Linked DNA regions of Homo sapiens: region 2 is linked to region 1. Evidence: chromatin contacts called from ENCODE Hi-C or POLR2A ChIA-PET data. All regions are on one chromosome and are shown on one strand. The core of a region is the stretch at or near the end of the contact, and the rest is flanking DNA. Distances in the headings are between cores, read along the strand shown. Region 1 holds the start of CENPU (centromere protein U). Region 2 overlaps MIR3945HG (MIR3945 host gene).

Region 1 (5,564 bases), core at 1-2,500:
AGCAAAACTCCAACTCAAAAAAAAAAAAAAAAAAAAAAAAAGAACTTACTCATGTAACCAAATAGCACCTGCACCCCAATAATTTATGGAAAAATAAAATAAATAAAAAATAAAAGCAATAGCTTTAGTAAGAAAGGGCACTTGCAGCATACCTACCAAATATCATATAAAGTTTAGAAACATACAATAATCAATACATTATTTGGGGCTATATCAAGGTAGAAAACCACAGGAATGATACACATAAAATCAGAAGAGTGGTTATTCTTTGGAGGAGGAGGATACCATTCAGAGGGGTACCCAAGAGTTATATATAAAAATGATCCATATCCCCATGTAGTGCTGGTTACACGGATGTTTGTTTTTATCTTTACATTACACGTTATATTCTTTCATATGCATGAAACGTAATATTTTTGTCGTAGTAAAATATACATAACAAAATTTAGCATTTTAACCGTTTTTAACTTTACAGTATTGTGGCATTAAGTACCTTCACCTTGTGCATCCATCCACCACTATTTCCAGAACGTTTTCATCATCCCAAACTGCTTTTGGTATCATATCCAAGAAATCATACCAAGTCCAATGTTATGAAGTTTTTGCTCTGTTTTCTTCTAAGAGTTTTAATTTTAGCCTTTATAGTTAGGTCTTTGATTCATTTTGCGTTAATTTTTATACGCGGTGTAAGGTAAGGGTTCAATTACATTCTTCTGCATTACACATTTTTAAACACAAACAAAATAAAAGAACAAAAGGAACCCTGTCCATTTACAAATGAAGGTATTGGGATAGCGGTAAAGTAACATGCTAAGCTCAGACAGCTGATAAAGGCAGCAGGGGCTGGAAGCCAAATCCTGTAGGCCTGGAAAGACGACTGCGGCCTCAGCGACAACAGCTGCGAACACGGGTCTCCACCCACCCTCTTACCTGCCCACGACTCAGGGACACTAGCTCCTCCCCTTTCCCCACCCCACAAGGGGCCGTCCCACGTGGCTCCCGGGCTTTCTGGCGCCGGAAAACTGGCGATGCGGGTGGGCGCGAAAGCCCGGAAAACTTTGGCATGTTTTGGACCGTAGGTAACTGGTTGTGCGGCATGGACTCCAGCTCCGTTGCGCTGTAATAACCAGACCCAGTTTTCCCTCACGCTCCAGGCCAGGGAGGAGCCCGGGGGCCGCTCAGGAAGTCCTGCGCACGCGCGCGTGCTCGGCCCGGATTGGCTGTTCGGAGCGGCGAGGGGCTTGGCGGGAGCTTCCAGTCGCTCGAGAGCGGAGAGCGGCACCATGGCCCCGCGGGGGCGGCGGCGGCCGCGGCCTCACAGGTCTGAGGGGTAAGTACTGCCGACCCTCGGGAGCGCGGGGCCGGAGACCAGCTTGAACTGCTTCCTCGCCTGCCGTGGTTTGCGCCTCCCGGCGCTGTTGGTGCTCCACTGTGGAGGTCGCCCGAGTGGCCAATCGCCCGGGTCCCCGGCTTCCTCCTCAGTCTAGTGGGGATAACAGTGATCCCACCTGCACGGGCCTGTCGGGGCCTAACACTGCCTGGCGGGTGGGAGAGACGTCAGCCAGTGTCGTGTCGTTTTGTGGGGAGGGGGAGTGCCGTCCAAAGTAGTGAGTCTCAAAGTGCTAGCTTGAAAGCAAAATATTCAGCAAATACGTATTGCCTGCGGTTTGCCAGACTTTGTTAGTGGAGTTTTATTCTCTGACTGGGAATCAGTTTTCTTATTTTGAAGACCCTGGTGTTTTCTTACTGCAAACCACAGACCGTAAACTGGAGCATAAATCCGGCTGGGGGACCGAGCTGCCGCTTGCGGTTCTCCAGGATGGCTCGAGCGGTTTTTGTTTACCAAAGAAAGCGAGCGTTTGGTCGGTTGCAAAACGCGCTCTAGAATGCTGGTCGCTGATTCGTTGGCGAATGGCCATCCAAGGCCCGGCCTGGATCTGGCGGGAAGGGTCTCGGCTTGCTGCAGACGGTGCACAAAGCCATACGCCAAGACGATCTGAAGAGAACAGGAGTTCCCCCGGGCCTGGGAAGGCTGCCTGGAGGAGGAGGTGCTGGTAGATGCGGGGTTAGGGTGGAAAAGCTGGAGCAGGACACCGCAGGTGGGTGGGGAAACCGAGACCAGACTTCTGTGGCCAGTGGAGGAGAATGAAGACTCCCCCAGTGCAAAAAAGGATTAGAAGAGAATGTCAGCCTTCAATGTCAGCTGAAAAGAGTTTATCTGAAAGGCTAGTGGTTTTTGTTGTCTTTTTTTATTTTTATCTTTTAACATTTTTGGGTTTGAGACTCATGAAATCTGTTCATGCCTCCTCCCAAAACACACTTACGCACATACAACAGAATTTTTTTTTTTTTTTTTTTTTGAGACGGAGTCTCACTCTGTGGCCCAGGCTGGAGTGCAGTGGCGCAATCTCCGCCTCCCAGGTTCAAGCGATTTTCCTGCCTCAGACTCCAGAGGAGCTGGGATTACAGGCGCTCGCCCCCACGTCCAGCTAATTTTTGTATTTTTAGTAAAGACGGGGTTTCACCATGTTGGCCAGGATGGTCTTGATTTCCTCACCTCGTGATCCGCCCTCCTGGGGTTCCCAAAGCGCTGAGATTACAGGCATGAGCCACCGCGCCTGGCCCAGAAATTTTACCTGTGGGTTGTCACAGAGGTTTCTGTCTCTCAGAAGCCCCACCTTGACTCCAGCGTAAGGCAAGGAGGAACCTTGACTTTTTTTCCCCCCCAAGAAAGGACAAGACAGCTCAAAGAGTTTAGGTTAAGAAGTTTATGTGGTCTAGTGTGTAGCTGGGTTTCTGTTACCTGGCTATGTGACCCTTGATAAGTCACTTAAATTTTCTGAATCCCGGAATCATCATCTATAAAATTGCCATAAAACCAATACTTGTCTTACCTGCTTCCTTAGGTTTCATGAATTAAATAAATAAATCGTGAACTTGTTAGAAATGCAGAATCCCAGACCTCACCCCAGAGGGACTGAATCAGACACTCCTGGGGTGGTGCCAAGCAACCTGTTCAACAAGCCCTCTTGAGAATTTTGATGACACTCAAGTCTGGGAACCACCGCTCTGAACAGTTTTCTAACTTTTTTTTTTTAACTGTGATTCACAGTAATGATGTTTTACATCACACTTAGTACACGTGTGCACACATCCACACATAAAACAAAAGGCTTGTGAACATAGTATATCCAGTGCAATGCTTCATTTTATATTTTCCTTTTTTATTGTTTGTTTTTTTAAAAATGCTGGCCTGGCAATCTTAAAAGACATTATAGGACAATTGATGTGATTTGGGTATGGACTGTAGATTAGATTATGGTATCAGTGTTAAATTTCTTGATTTTAGAAATTGTACCATGAATATGCAGTATAATGCCCTCTTAGGAAAGACATATTGTAGTATTTAGGGGTGGAAGTGCACAGTATCTCCAGACACACACACACACACACACACACACAGAGCACATGAGTAAAGGGCATACAGAAGGTCCTTGTGCTATGTTTGCAACTTTTCTGTGAGCTTGAAATTATATCAGATAAAAGGATACTAAAACATTGGTTTAGACTAAGCTGATTTTGCTGTCTACAAATGAGAAAAATATGGCTGCAATCTGCATGGCATATTTTAAAGTCTAATTATGTACTGTATTCTCCTGGAGTATCCCCCCCGTACCCTTGTACGATGCCTGGTTGGTGGAGGATAGTCTGTACATATTCACTGACTGCTGGCACTATTATTAGTAATAATGATATATAATCCTGCCACTGTTATTTCCCGTTTTTATTCTTGTCACCATTGTTACATTTGTTTTCTTGAAGCTTGTTGAAGATATATATACAACTTTATCATTTGAAGCTGTGGTCCAACTGAGAGAGTGTCAAGGGAGGTCGAGGGCAGGCCCTGGATTTGAACTGATGTAAATTTTAATGCAGGCTTGTCTCCCTCCTGGCTCCGTGTTGCTGTGGGCAAGCACACATCTGTAACATGGGATTCACTTCTACCTTATAGGACTGTTAGAATTAAATGAGAAAAGGACGTAGGAGAGCCAGGCACCGGATGGAGCAGGTGTCGGGGCTTAGCGTTAGCCTACCTCCCCTTTGTTCAGCTGTGCAGAGAAAGTCAATCACTGCTGATTGATTAAGGCCTCAGGGAAAAAGTTAACAGCAGGATTCCAACTTTTCCATGTCCCTGAGGGGGAGAGGTATGTTATTTTATACATTGGTGATAGGATTTGACCTATAAAAAATAAATTTGTGGAATATGGGTTCTTGTTTTTTTTTTTGGTAAAAATGCGCGGAAAGGGTCATAACTATGGTGTTTCCTCAGTTATTTTAACTATTTCCTAACTCTTGTGTTTTTTTGCTGTTTAATAGCGCAAGACGTTCAAAGAACACTTTAGAAAGAACACATTCCATGAAAGATGTAAGTTACCTTTTTGTGTTGTGGTTTTCTCAAAATTGACAGTACAAAATAACATTTTTTGGGTACCTCAGTTTTGTAGACTTCACTTGGCAAGTTCAATGTTTATTGTAGTGAAAAAGTGTGTTCATTTTCCTCACACTTTTTCCGGTATAGTGGATAAAATGACTTTTGTTAATGTTTTAGAATTTCCTTTATTTCTGAGCCGAGTTTGGTTTTATTTTCGTTTAGATAATTGACTTCATGTAAAAATTGTACAGTGCTGTAAGCTTTTTTCACTTAAAGCCATTTCTCCTCATTGTACTTTTCAAGAATTGTTTTATGATTTCATGATACTCCACTTAGTTCACATTACAGGTTTACTTTTCTTTAGAGTCTTAGAATAAATGTATGTTAAAGGCATGTGCATTTCTTTAACGTTCTTGATAGCTAATTCCAGTTTTTTTTTCCAGTGGCTTGTGTGATTGACATTGTAATCTCACATTAACAGTGTATGACAGTGCCAGGCACCCCGGAAGGAGTTCCTTCTGCTTGTTCTGCCCTGGGCTTTCTCTGTCCTGCATAGTCCTTAACCCCAGCCTGCAGACGATAGCTCTCTTCCCCTCTGGGAAACCCTGGGATCCCCCTGCAGGGTTTTGCTCAGCGCTCTGCTCCCACCCCGGCATTACTTCACGGGTTCTTTGGGTGGATTTCTCTCAGCTGTCCTGCCTTGCCCCTGCCATTGGTAGCCAAAGTACAGTGTGCCTCGGAGGGATTTCTCTAAGCTCCAGCCTTAGCTGGAAGCCCAGAGTGCCTGGAATGGATTCAGCTTTCCTGTCCTTCCCTCTGCAAGGCAGTCCCTGGTGGAGGCCCCCTATGCCTTGGGAGGGGCTGGAAGACCTGCCAGCTCTCTCCACATTCCACCCCCAAGCACTCCAGGAATGATTCTTTCACTGGGGGCATCTGAATGGTCAAGTTTTTATATGGTTTGCCAATTTTATTTGACCTCCTTTATACCTTCCAGAATTTTCTTATTTTTGTATCTGTTAATAGTACCCTTCCACATTTTCTGGAACTACCATGAAAGTTTTTCTCATTTTATGTATGTTTTCATGTTTCATTAGATTTGGGGTAGCAGACTTCATGGGTGTATCAGTATATT
Region 2 (5,564 bases), core at 1,140-3,639, 110 kb before region 1:
AATGACGCAATCTCTGCTCACTGCAACCTCCGCCTCCTGGGTTCAAGTGATTCTCCTGCCTCAGCCTCCCGAGTAGCTGGGACTACAGGCACATGCCACCACACCCAGCTAATTTTTGTATTTTTAGTAGAGACGGAGTTTCTTCATGTTGGCCAGGCTGGTCTCGAACTCCTGACCTCAGGTGATCCACCCATCTCGGCCTCCCAAAGTGCTGGGATTACAGGTGTGAGCTACCGCGCCCAGCCCATACATTATTTTATAAATAATTTGTTGGGACTTAAAGACGGAGAGATAATACTTAGGGGAGAAAGAAGATTAAACCTTTAAAATTATAAATTACTGAGAAATAAGATCATTTTTCTTAAACTGGGATTCTGAAGTCACAGTGTTTTTGATCTGGCAGCTTAGAGATCATTTAATTGGGTCTCACAATTTTTTTTTTTTTTTTGAGACGGAGTTTTGCTCTTGTTGCCCAGGCTGGAATGCAGTAGCGGGATCTCAGCTCACTGCAACCTCTGCCTCCCAGGTTCAAGCCATTTTTCTGCCTCAGCCTCCCGAGTAGCTAGGATTATGGGCATGGGCCACCATGCCCAGCTGATTTTTATATTTTTAGTAGAGACAGGGTTTCATCATGTTGGCCAGGCTGGTCTCAAACTCCTGACCTCGTGATCCTCTCTCCTCGGACTCCCAAAGTGCTGGGATTACAGGTGCGAGCCACCACGCCCGGTGATTCTTACATGTTTGTGTGCAAAACAATGCCTTGAGGAAGATGCGGGAGGGGCACACAGGTTCTGGAGTCCCCTTCCAGACATTCTGAACAGGCAGATCTGGGTGGGCTCATGCAGTCGCCTCCTTAACAAGCTGCCCACGTGGTGCTGATGTGGGTAGTCTGAGGCCCACGGTGTCAGAAGCCCTGGTTATTCAGGCTCCTGAATGGTGACTGGTTTGTCCCCTCCTGCTGGAGTCATGTGTCCTCTGAACTGGCCATGGAGCAGAAGAGGTTGCATGGCCAGAAGGAAAGGAAAACTGGTGAGGAGAGCCACAGCTTTGGGGCTGGATTTGAAGGAGAAATCACTGCTTTCATCCTTGGGTGGTGGTAAAAGCACCTCTTCCTTCGGGGCTGTCCTCAGGTGGGGTGATCTGCTTCTTCACAGCTGGTCATTGTTAATGGTGTGAATCACTCAATTCTGGTTAGGCCTCCACCCTTGGCTACCTGGTTCCCACTAATCCCACGTCTAATTTCATTTGCTCCCAGCCCCAGGGCCATGCTGAGATTCTAACACTAGATCATCTACTGCCACCCGTTTTTCCTGCATAAAATTTACCTTGCTCTGTAACCTTCATCTATTTAGAAATAAACCCATGAAGTCTTTCTGGTTTATTTTTCCAGCTCCTGTCTCCCCATCCCCTAGAATCGTTGACAAAATGAGTGACACTGCCCTGGGATCTGGGTCTCTGGTTGAGGCCTTGGAGCTACTGCCTCTGCCTGTGAACTCACCCATCATCGCTAACAGGTTGCTCCACAGCCTACAGATCTCAATATTTCGCTAGCACAAAACCCAAGCGGCCAGGCACGGTGGCTCACGCCTGTAATCCCAGCACTTTGGGAGGCCGAGGCGGGTGGATCACTTGAGGTCAGGAGTTCGAGACCAGCCTGACCAACATGGAGAAACCCCGTCTCTACTAAAAATACAAAATTAGCCGGGCGTGGTGACACGTGCCCGTAATCCCAGCTACTTGGGAGGCTGAGGCAGGAGAATTGCTTGAACACCGGGGGTGGAGGTTGTGGTGAGCCGAGATTGCACCACTGCACTCCAGTCTGGGAGACAGAGAGAGACCCCATCTCAAAAGAAAAAAAAAAAAAAAGACCAAGGGACTTCCGGGAACTAAAACATCTCAGCCCTTTCATCGCCAGTGTCTTCATCTTACAAGCAGAAAAGGAAAAAAAGCAGTGGGAAGCAGTAAGAAGCTACCGCTGACTCACTATGAATTACTGCTGACTTTGAATTATTTAGCAGCTGTGGAAAAGCCATCTTTTGTTTAAAAAAAAAATAGGGTTTTCTGAAATGCTTTTTATTTTTTTATTTGTATAAATACCTGCCCAGAACAGTCAAGTCAACTGACATCTGCTAAATGACTGAGACACTGTGGAATTTGTATACTGGCATGGTGTGCAGTTTCGTGCAAGTATAACCACAGAGACAGACAAATCTCTATCATTGCCACAGACTGCTTATAGCAAAATTCCAGAGCTCCTGTCATTGGTCTTTAATAGTTGTGCTTTGTTGCTTTTGTTACCACGTGTGCATTTGTGTCAACATTATACAAAGCACTCTTTCTCACAAGAGCTAGTTTCACTCTACAACCATACTGTAAGACAGGTATTGTTTTAAGATCAAGAAACCAAGGCTCTGAGAGGTTTAGTGACTCACCTAAGATCATGAACTAATAATAAGTGACGGATCAGGGACTTGACCTGGGACATTGATGCCAATTCCAGGGCACCTTCCACCGTGTCATATGGCACTTGCTCTACATATGTGCCAGGCAGCACCCGCATGGCTTTTCCTCATGAAACAACGTGGACCCAGGCCTACACAGCAGTTGTGAGAAAGTGCCTCCAGCTGGGAGCGCATCTGGCCCAGGGCACCAGCTGCCACTCCATGCTCTGAATCCATCCTGGCCTGTGCTGAGACCCCCCCTTTCCATGGGCTGCTCCCCACCCGTGATGGGGCATGGCAGGGGCACTAGGCAGCCCCCTTCCTGAGAGACATGGGGCTCCTCTGCCTAGAATGTTGTCTCAGCACTTCTCTTCTGCCTTGCTGAACTTTCCCTAGAGCCAAGGAGGCCTCCATACAACCTTTCCTCTCCTTCATTTGGAGTCAGACTTGCACTGCAGTCTAATGGTCATCCCACTTTTTTCCAGCTCCCTGATAAAATCTATGGCTTCTGCTTCTTGGAGGACCCAGATTATCACAGCTTATCTCATTCCTTTGCAGCAGATGCCCCTGCAGGCCATCTCTCCAGGCTCAGGAACCTAAAGAAGAATCTACCCAGATGTGGTGGCTCACACCTGTGATCCCACCACTTTGGGAGGCTGAGGCAAGAGGATCACTTGAGCCCAGGAGTTGGAGACCAACGTAGGCAATACAGCAAGACTCCCATCTCTACAAAAAAAAAAAAGAAAGAAAGAAAGAAAGAAAAGAAATTAGCTGGCTGTGGTGCTGCACATTTGTAATACCAGCTACTCTAGAGGCTGAGGCTGGAGGATCACTTGAGCCGAGGAGTGAGCTATGACCACACCATTGCATTTCAGCCTCAGTGACAGAGCAAGGCCCTGCCTCAAAAAAAAAAAAAAAAAAAGAAAAGAATAAGATAAAATAAATAATACAGGAGAACCTAGTGCTCAGGTTCTCTAGTGAAGAGGAAGGCAAAAGATAGAAAGGTCAGACAAACTTAAACATGCATTCCAAGATCGGCCTGGGTCCGCCCGTAGACATGAAGGAATCTTCTGGTGGAAAGTTAGGCAGGGAAACGGACACTGCTATGAGCATGTCTTCCTGGGCAGCTTGCGATGGTCAGGAGGAGGTGGTTGTTCCTCAGCAGCGGTGCTTCCGATGAAGCCCCATGTTGTAGTGGAAGACAAGCCATTCCTGTCTGACCTTCTGTGCCGCGCCTAGGCTTCCAAAAGCTGCTATCGCCAAGATCCATTTCCGTTCACCTTTAAACTGCTTGTTATGGGGAGGAGTCAGCCAGCCATGATGCATACTTGTTACAGAAAGAAACGCCCACGTTGAGCTCTCCTGATAAGAAGAGAGAGCATTCGTCATTGTCTGTATCTGTCATCTGAAGAAGGAACCAATGTCAAAAATCCCACACATTCTCCTCCCGCAAGTCACAGAGTAAGCCTCCCATTCTTGAGCTCGTTCATTCACCAAACACATTCTGATCTCTCCTGTGCCCAGGCGGTGGGATTCAGAGAAGAAGTGCTGCCTAGTAGTCAGCACCCAGTGCCAGGAAAACAGGACAAGGGGAGTTGTCGGGGGAGACACCAGGATTGAAGTTGCTTTTACTAAAAAACATTTTTTTTATCTTGTTAACAAATATATTTACCATGGTACATGGTGGCAATGCTCTCAGTTTTAAAACACAGCAATTATCTTCCAGTGGTCACTAATTAATCCAGGTGTGGCTAGGAACAGCTGGATACTGATCTGTGTGATGATGGCACCTCTATCATCAGGCTGCCATTGCTGGCACTTTGGGCAAGGTGGACTGGGGTTCTGCTCTGGGGCTGTGTGCCCAAGGTTTACACCTCACTATTTTACAGCACACTGGAGCTCCCAACAGTCCCCGAAGGTCTGGAGATCACCAATGGGCAGGAGAGAAGGGAGGGGTTTAGACATCAGGGAGCCAAGTTCTACAGCATCTTCTAGATCCAGGCTATCGAGCACTTGAAATGCGGCTAAGTCTGAATTGAGATGTGCTGTGTGTAAGAGACACAACAGATTTTGAAGACAGTATGAGAAAAAGAACATAAAATATCTCAGTAATTTTATATTGATTACATGTTGAAATGATACTAATTTTTGATATACTGGGTTAAATAAAATAGATTATTAAAATTAACTTCATCTCTTTCTTTTGACCTTTTCAACATGGCCATTAGAAAATTCAGCTTACGTAGTAGGCTCACTTTCTACTGCACAGCCCTGGATGTCAAACTCAATGAGAGCGGTGTCTGTACCTGTATCTGCTCATCCAGTCCATAAAAGTCAGCACAGTACCTAGCACTGAAAGTACTCCATAAATATTTGAGGGATGGACAAAAGTACAAGTGAACAAATAGCATCTGCTCCTCATTTCTGGTAAGTCAAGGAGCAGTTCTACCCTCTCCTTATCTTAAACTAATGCCTGAGAAGGAGGTGGGAGATTTACAAAAATCCATCTCCCAAATTTGAATCTTCAGCCCTGAACTCCCCTGAGATGTATATCTGACTGCCTACTTGCAAACTCCACTTAGATGAGTAATAGACATCTCAAACTTCACATCTCCAAAGCAGAATTTTTTATTTTCCCCGCAAACTGGCTCCTACCTAAGTCTTTTTCATCTTAATAGATGGCGCCATGATCCATCTGTTTTTTTTCAGGGCAAATACCTAGAAGTCATTCTTGAGTCCTCTAGTTTCCTACTCTTCTTCCCCCATGATCACCACCACCCAATCCCATCCATTCAAGAAACAGTCCTATTGCTCATGCCTGTAATCCCAGCACTTTGGGAGGCCGAGGCAGGTGGATCGCTTGAGATCAGGAGTTCGAGACCAGCCTGGTCAACATGGTGAAACCCTGTCTCTACTAAAATACAAAAAAATGAGCTGGGCATGGTGGCATGTGCCTGAAATCCCAGCTACTCGGGAGGCTGAGGCACGAGAATCACTTGAACCCAGGAGGCGGAGGTTGCAGTGAGCCGAGATCATGCTACTGCACTCCAGCCTGGGTGACAGAGTGAGACTCTGTCTTAAAAAAGAAGAAGAAGAAGAAGAAAGAAAAGAAAAGAAAAGAGA

Evidence for each region. A loop is a pair of places that touch in the nucleus more often than their neighbours do. ChIA-PET counts read pairs that join two places held with the same protein, here RNA polymerase II (POLR2A). Pooled maps may share reads with other maps.
Region 2: POLR2A ChIA-PET joins it to region 1 with 16 read pairs in MCF 10A. The contact joins the enhancer-like site here to the promoter of CENPU in region 1. A Hi-C loop is called at or near these places in 2 of 168 maps with a recorded cell type or tissue (Caco-2 and PC-3), 4 of 37 single-sample maps with no recorded cell type and 10 of 50 pooled maps. POLR2A ChIA-PET finds 5 or more read pairs at or near these places in 13 of 52 experiments (HEK293T, K562, MCF 10A and 8 more).

What each region holds. Positions count from the first base shown.
Region 1 is chr4:184,729,782-184,735,345 of GRCh38, reverse strand. It overlaps CENPU (centromere protein U), which reads left to right and starts at 1,250. Exons shown (of 13, transcript NM_024629.4): 1 at 1,250-1,330; 2 at 4,378-4,426. The coding sequence starts at 1,284. RefSeq lists a silencer at 1,244-1,303 and enhancers at 1,674-1,793, 944-1,810.
Region 2 is chr4:184,842,361-184,847,924 of GRCh38, reverse strand. MIR3945HG (MIR3945 host gene) reads left to right here. Exons shown (of 3, transcript NR_132989.1): 3 at 3,000-4,629. It overlaps LOC105377587 (a long non-coding RNA gene), which reads right to left. Exons shown (of 3, transcript XR_939564.4): 3 at 3,719-3,803. Among named protein-coding and RNA genes, the nearest start is that of MIR3945, 6.0 kb to the left of the region's middle. Within about 2 kb of position 2,389, at least 5 of the 41 ENCODE cell types and tissues checked have a DNase peak (open chromatin) inside an H3K27ac peak, as active enhancers do; they include PC-3, where a contact is called at or near this core.